Linked DNA regions of Homo sapiens: region 2 is linked to region 1. A link is a contact called in ENCODE Hi-C or POLR2A ChIA-PET data. All regions are on one chromosome and are shown on one strand. The core of a region is the stretch at or near the end of the contact, and the rest is flanking DNA. Distances in the headings are between cores, read along the strand shown. Region 1 has its middle 89 kb from the start of SGIP1. Region 2 overlaps SGIP1 (SH3GL interacting endocytic adaptor 1).

What was found. Hi-C counts contacts between places; a loop is a spot of excess contacts on that map. ChIA-PET counts read pairs that join two places held with the same protein, here RNA polymerase II (POLR2A).
Region 2: a loop to region 1 is called in a map of endothelial cell of umbilical vein, with 2.6 times the contacts of the local background. The contact joins two enhancer-like sites. A Hi-C loop is called at or near these places in 1 of 168 maps with a recorded cell type or tissue (endothelial cell of umbilical vein). POLR2A ChIA-PET finds 5 or more read pairs at or near these places in 1 of 52 experiments (GM12878).

The regions. Positions count from the first base shown.
Region 1 is chr1:66,443,599-66,447,301 of GRCh38, forward strand. No RefSeq gene overlaps it. Among named protein-coding and RNA genes, the nearest start is that of SGIP1, 89 kb to the right of the region's middle. RefSeq lists enhancers at 2,983-3,032, 3,043-3,092. Within about 2 kb of position 2,038, at least 14 of the 41 ENCODE cell types and tissues checked have a DNase peak (open chromatin) inside an H3K27ac peak, as active enhancers do; they include endothelial cell of umbilical vein, where a contact is called at or near this core.
Region 2 is chr1:66,561,933-66,565,635 of GRCh38, forward strand. The region is part of intron 1 of SGIP1 (SH3GL interacting endocytic adaptor 1); the gene reads left to right. Among named protein-coding and RNA genes, the nearest start is that of SGIP1, 30 kb to the left of the region's middle. Within about 2 kb of position 1,684, at least 12 of the 41 ENCODE cell types and tissues checked have a DNase peak (open chromatin) inside an H3K27ac peak, as active enhancers do; they include endothelial cell of umbilical vein, where a contact is called at or near this core.

The DNA.
Region 1 (3,703 bases), core at 788-3,287:
CCCTTAGGTAGGCTCCAGTGTGTATTGTTCCCCTCTATGTGTCCATGCGCTCTCCTCATTTAGCTCCCACTTATAAGTGAGAACATGAGGTATTTGGTTTTCTGTTCCTGAGTTAGTTTGCTAAGGTTGATGACTTCCAGCTCCATCCATGTTCCTGCAAAGGACATGATCTCATTCTTCTTATGTCTGCATAGTATTCCATGGTGTGTACGTAGCACATTTTCTTTATCTAGTCTACTATTCATGGGCTTTTGCATTGGTTCCATGTCTTTGCTGTATAATGTCTTGAAATCATGTAAGGCTACTCCTCCAACTTTGCTCTTCTAATTTTGTTTATTTTTGAGACAGGGCCTCCCTCTATTGCCCAGACTGGAGTGAAGTAACATGATCATGGCTCACTGCAGCCTTGACCTCCCAGGCTCAAGTTTGCTCTTCTTTTTCAAAGTTGTTTTGGCTATTCCAAGTCATTTGCACTTCCATTTGAATTCTATAATCAAATTATTAATTTTCACAAAGCCCTGCTCTGGAAGTCCATCAGGCTCCTCTTGTGTTCCTCCTCCCTGGTCACACCTGGACTTCCTCAAGGCAATAAGCTCTGGCAATGGCTTCAACTTGCTTGCTTCAGGTGTCACTGTCCCTCATTGCCTGATGTCTAGAAACTTCAAAAACTCTTTCACGTATTTTTTTTTCTTTTGTTGTTATTGTTGTTGTTTCAGGCAGGAGGATAAATTCAATCCCTGCTACTCCACCTTCCCTGAAAGTAGACTCGTGTTCACATTTTTCGAAGTATCCTTATATTTTAGATTAACATATTGAGTGATGTACAGATAAAATGACAAGACATCTGGAATTTGCTTTAACATACTACTGACATCTGAAAGTGTGGGGGGCCTAGATGAAACACAATTGGCTCCAAGTTGATAACTCTTCATACTGGGTGATGGGTAAAATGGAGATGAAAGAAAGAGAGAGAGAGAGAAAGAAAGGAAAGGAAGAAAGAAGGAAGGAAGGAAGGAAAGAAGGAAGGAAGGAAGGAAAGAAGGAAGGAAGGAAGGAAAGAAAGTTGGTGTGAGCTTAAAATTTTCCATAAAACAGTTTTCAACATAAAGATCTTGATACTACTGCCTAGCTCAAGGGATTGTTGTGAGGATTAAATGTGGAATTGTATGTAAATTGCCTAGAACTATGCTTAGAACTTAACGAAGAGTAGCTATTAATACTACATAATTGTATAAAACCAACTACCAAATATATATTAAAGAAGTCTGATAAAAATTTCTCCTGAAAAGAGATAACCCTTTAGCTAAGAATGAATGCAGGTCTCTGCTCACCCCCACCACCTTCCTATTCCCTCCCGTGGTGCTGTCTTTCTAATGTCACCCTGAGCTCTGGCTGCCTGGCCCAAATAAGTCAACACGTCAGCATCAGGAAAGAGGTATTTGGAGAAGGATTAGAGAGACAATTTTAAGCTCATACAAACTTTTCTTCTTTCTCTCTTTATTTCTCCCTCCCTCCCACCCTTCTCCCTTCCCTCCCCTCTCCTCCCCTTCCCTCCCCTCCCCTCCCCTCCCCTCCCCTCCCCTCCCCTCCCCTCCCCTCCCTTTCCTTTCCTTTCCTTTCCTTTCCTTTCCTTTCCTTTCCTTTCCTTTCCTTTCCTTTCCTTTCCTTTCTTTTCCTTTCCTTTTTTTTTCTGTGCATTAGTTCCTTCAGGGAGTCTCCCAAACCCACCAACACTAAATTTGGTACCTTTTCTCTGAATTTTCCTGGCACTCTGTCCCTCCTACTGTCAAAGCACTTAAATAGGGCCTGGTAGCTCTCTAGTTTGGAACCTCTCTCCCAATTCCTAAGATTTCCTTACATTTGTTTCCATATCCTTAGAGCCCAGCACATAGTAGACACTCAAAGCATGCTCGTGGAGCTGTTTAACTTCATGGTCCCACCTGTCCATCTTTGCGACCCTCTTCTCTATGTGCTTTGTTTCTTCCTCTGTGGGCTTTGTTCCTGCCTCTGTGGGCTTTGTTCCTGCCTCTGTGCACAGCCTGCTGGGGTGACGCTTTCCTGTTTGAGAGTCTTGACATTCAGTTTCTGTTTATGTACTTACTCAGGCTCATTATAAGAACTGGCTCTTTTCTTTTTCAATTAATTGCACTGCCATGAAAACTCTGTCTCTCCAACCCTTCTCCAAATACCTCTTGTTGCTGTGTTGAGTTATTTGAGCCAGGCAGCAAGAGCTCAGCAAGACAGTAGAAAGACAGAACCAGGAGAGAGAAGAGGAGGGTGCTGGAGATGAACAGAGACTGCAGGGGTCTCCTTTCAGGCTGGTCCAGAGCCCCACATCTCTTAGTATGCACTCAAGTAGACCAGGGTGAAAAATTCAATCATGAAAACGAAAGAACTTAGAACCACAAATGTGAGGGCTAGGAGGGGCATCAACATAACTGAACCTTTCATACTTGCTCCAATCACCAAACACACATGTGCACACACATGTGCAAATGCACGCACACACATGCACACACCTTGTCAGCTGGACTTGTCTCTGAAGTTTCCTTAGGTCATTGTGGAACAAGAGAACAATTTGAAAATCACCGGCCAAGTTGGATATTTTTAATTTGAGGAAAGGCACAGAGATGTTGAGTCTGGTATCCAAATCTCACAATTTCTGGTTTCTTTTCTTTCCATTAATTAATCTACACTGCCACCTCTGACCAAAACAACAACAACCATGCTCCATAGATGTATCTGCATTCTGGATGTCACAGCCATAGAAATCTTCCCAGTGTGAATCAAATATTAGTAGACGTGTTGCTGGAAAAATCACAGCTTTCAAGAATGAATCTGAAAGATTTCAAGCTTTTCTCAGAAAGAAAAGGCCGCGTGATATCCAGATTGAGATTATTTGAAAAGCTGAGACTGGGGAGATGAATCTTCTGCTTGGAAGGCCAGAAAACAACGAAGGCCATTTTGTGTGCCTGAGAGAGAGAGAAAGTGGTTTTACACCACCATCTAGTGGTAGAAAGCAATACTGTCGCTAAAGCTCAAAAAGGGTTCATGATTTTTTTAATTCAACCGACAAGGATTTATTCTAAAGTCTCTGATTTGTCAGAGCTTATACTAGACACTGGGGATATAGCAAATGTTAATTACAAAAATCCATATACCAATTTCAGAAATCTCTCTCCCCCTGTTATTCTTACAAGCATCTCTAGTCTGCGGTCTTCACTACCAGGTCCCTCTCACTCCTGAATCTGTAATCCAAAGTGACCCTCAGACAGCTCAGATACCAGAACATAGAGACCTCTTAAACGCCAAGCTCCTGATGTGGACATTTCTGGGGAAGGGGAGGCTTTCACAAGTTCTCCTTGAATGATAACCATTCAGTTGCTATCAGTCTGAGAATGCAAATATATGTGCTTTCTTGAGTCTTGGAGAATGAGACATCAAGATTCAGGTCATTCTCATGGAATTTTGGAGAAAGATTCTTATGATGGAATAGGACATTATATGATGTCTTGAAAAGGACAGCCTATGATGTTCAGGGCTCAAAAAGTATCTGACCTATAATCCAATGACCTATAATCCAATGATGAATTACACACACACACAATAAACATAATTTTAATGCATTGTTACACTTATTAAAAAGTGAGGGAAAACTTCTGAGGCTCTAAGAGTTAAGTAAATAATAACAGAAGCAATGAAC
Region 2 (3,703 bases), core at 434-2,933, 120 kb after region 1:
TTAAATTTTGCTTCCCGTTTTCATCATTTTGCTTTTGGTTGCCCATTCCTGATAAAATCTTGAGTCACAGATAGCAGTAGTCATACATCTAACAGCTCCTGACTTCCCAAATCGAAGATTTCTTCTGTATCAGTTTAAATAGGTGTGGGAGTTTCTTTTAGCCAAAAAAAAAAAATCTGGCTTTCATTCACTGACATATATTAGTGAGCACCTCCTATGTGCTAAGTACCCAGCAGAGTGCCAGAGTATATGACAGACAGGGTAGACATGGTCCCTTCCTTTGCAATTTTGGAGAGCGGCAACTTCTAATCTAGACTCTGCACAACAGCTAGTTTTAATTTTTCATTTCATTTTTCCAAATGCAATAGATATTAGAGGAAATTTTAAAAGAAGAATATTTGCTAGATGAGGGTTTCAGGGAGATAAAATTCTTCTCTGCAAAGGGGGGAAATTCTCTATCTGATAGAATTTTAGAAGGGATTGAAACAATAGCAGGGAAGAATTCTGGGGAATGCAAAAGAGGGAGTATATGAACAATAAAGACTGGGATAGAGACTGCAGTGGAAGCACGAAGCTGAGAAAAGACAAAGAGGACTAGTGGGTAGGTTCCCTCCATTCACCAAGGAGGGGTGGCAAAGTATTTTACCACCAGCGGCAGAATATGCTTAGGACCGAAACTTCTTGCTCAATTTGTTTATTTGTTTTGGTTTTTTTCTTTAGCAAAAATACTTTGGGCCTTCTTAGATGTGGAAAACTTGCCCCTGGGCAGAGCCAAGGAAAATCAAGGGGAAAGAAAAAATTGAATTGCTCTACAAAAGGAAGTTGGAAAATTTTAAGTATTTAGGAATTGCCCAGGAGGGGACACGGGAAGGAGGAGCATGAGCAAGGTTCTGGAACAAGGTGATGCACAGAGGGGCCAGGCAATTTGGCAGGTGAAAGGTTCTCTGTGATAATAATGGCCTGTGATTTTTAAGAATAGAAATGTTTAAAATGTTATCTGCCTTGCTGTAATGTAATCCTTTGTTATTCCATATTTATTGTTGCTGTTGTTAAAATCTATTACTCACACTCTCTTGCATGTGGTATTTATAAGAAATTGAAGAAAAAAACAGGGAGGCAAGAGCATTGCCCTGAATTATTGGAAACATTAGTATGAAGTAGAAAGAGAAAAAAAAATCAGCTACAAGAGGAAAACCACAACATCAAGAATTTGGTATAAATACACAATCTGAACAAGAGATGCCTAAGAGGGATACAACCCACCCAGTAAACCTTGGGATAATAGGGGAGGGTCAGTGTGTCTCAGGGCCGGCACGGGAGGTACTTCTACTTTAATACTGCAAAGTGTTACATAAGGCCAGAGGATTTGGAGCTGTCCCTCTGTCTGACTCCCGGGTTATTTGGAGGAACATGCCATGTTGCAGCAAGAAGAAACTTTCAAGACACAAATCTAGTCCAGAGCCTTCCTTTAACAGATTTGGTCACCAAGACAAGAGAAGAGAGTGACTTGCCCGATTCCACCAAGGTGAAGGGGAAGAAAGACAACTACCAGATCTCCTGACTGTGACCCTGGCTCTCCATCCACTCGGCTCCTATCTCTTCACAAGGGAAGACTGTGCTTTGATGATGTTTTGGGAAAGTGCTAGTGATTTAGAGTTCTCCAGCAGGCTGATTGGCTTAGCAGCTGGGAAATTCTGAATCACATCGGATGGAATGTTTTGTTTACTTCCTCCCAGCAGTGCTAAAGGGGAGAAAGAGTTTGTTCCCCCACCCCCCTCCACCCAAGTAATTTGCTGGAAGCAGTAAATAATTTCCCAGTTCATCTGATCTCCCTTCTAACCAATGTCTTCCTGTGGTAGTTGAAGAGAAAGAATATCATTTGAAATACTTGACTTATTTTCAGAAGCTAGCAAAGAGAAAGATGAATGTCTCTTCCTTAACTCTTAGAAAGCTACTATCCCTTACTGTTAGGGGCAAATTGTAACGCAGAGGTCCTATCTAGGGCAGCCAGTCCTGCCATGAATAGATGTGTGTCCAGAGATTGTTAAACCCAGACTGTAAGCAATCATATAGTTCAACAGGTCAGAAGCCCTTTCTTAAACCAAATTAAAGTCAACATTCAATAAACAAAAACTGATAAAATTGGAGCGGCTTAGATTGAAGTTAGGAGTTGAAAACATCTTAATCTTCCCCTTACCCTGCTGTAATAGTCTCTGAGACAGATCTCTAAAGAAGCAATTTGGAAACGACTAAACTAGTTCAGCTGACTCACTCTATCAATGGTGATTTCAGAATGACCTTCCCTATGTCCCATGGCTAAGGAGTGGCATACCTGGACTTGAACTCAGGTCTCCTCAGGCTCAGTCCATTGACTCTTCTATAATTCACTAACATGGTAAAATGCTGTCATGACTTATGCCTCATCTGGAACTAAGATCTCCTTGGAAGCAGAGAGTGACCGGATGAAGTTAGGCAATATGTTACTGTATCCAGTAACCAGGGAAAATTCAGTGACATTGAGTCAGAGGAAGCTGTGGTTTGACCTGACCAATATAAACAAATGTACACAAGCAAAGCAGGCGTGGAAATACATATATTTCATGTGATTCTTGAGATAGTTAGGATGTCTGTGTCATCTGCCATTTCCTCTTTACACTGGTCCACATACAGCCCAAAGATGCCCTGCAGTCGTGAGCAGACAATACAAGCAGGAAATCATGCTGCATCAGTTATTCTTTTTGTAAAAATGTAATGGTAGGAGGTGTTCACCAGTCCACACAAAGGTAAAGAAACTAACTTTGATCTAGTGGTCACCAAGAATCACACAATCTACTATCTGTGGGCTTTTAGGGTAGTTACTTCAGTCCCCTCCTTCCCAAGGAGGAATTTACAGGGAAATGAGATTTTACACCTAGAGTCCTCAACTTCATGTCTGGGGTACAGTAAGCTTGCAATAGTACTAGTGAGTATTTTTGTTATGTAACTAGCGTAATAGTAACACTTCTTACAATAACCCTGTGGGGCTTATAATGATCAGTCCTCATTTTCCAAATGAAGAAAAACTGAGGTCTGGAGAGCTTAAGTGCCTGGCCCGAAGTCATACAATCTGGAAGGGGGCAGACAGTAGATGTAAAACCAGGACCCCCTGACTCCACTGCCAGTTTGCTTTGTGCTACAGTGATTCCCCCAGTAAATTTCTACTTGAGTTCCATGTCTGGGGAAAAACGTTTCTGCTAATGCATTGTCATCTGACATGTAATTTGGGTGTCTCCCTTTTCAGTTTAGTGCTAGAAAACTTGTAACCAAATTTATTGCCCAGGTATAATACTCTAACTAATTCTGAAATAATTTATCCCTTTTCTTTCATTTATATGGGCTCTTATTTTTGATGGCCTGATTTTCATTTATTTTATGTTTGAAACATCTTACCATGTTACTCTTGGGATGTCTTTACAAAAACTGTCATCATTATCAGAAATGAGTAGAAATTCAAACTTAATTATGTTAGAGTTGTATTAAGGGGTAAGGGGCATAAAAAGGATAAACCAAGGTTTCTGGCATCAAGAAACTTACAGATTAATTGGGGACAATAGAGCTATACATGAAAACGATGAGGCAGTAAAAAAATTCCAAGTGAGAGAGGTATGAGCAGAAAGTACCTCTGAAGAGAGAGAGATTTCTAAAATTGGAGGTTGTATTGGAA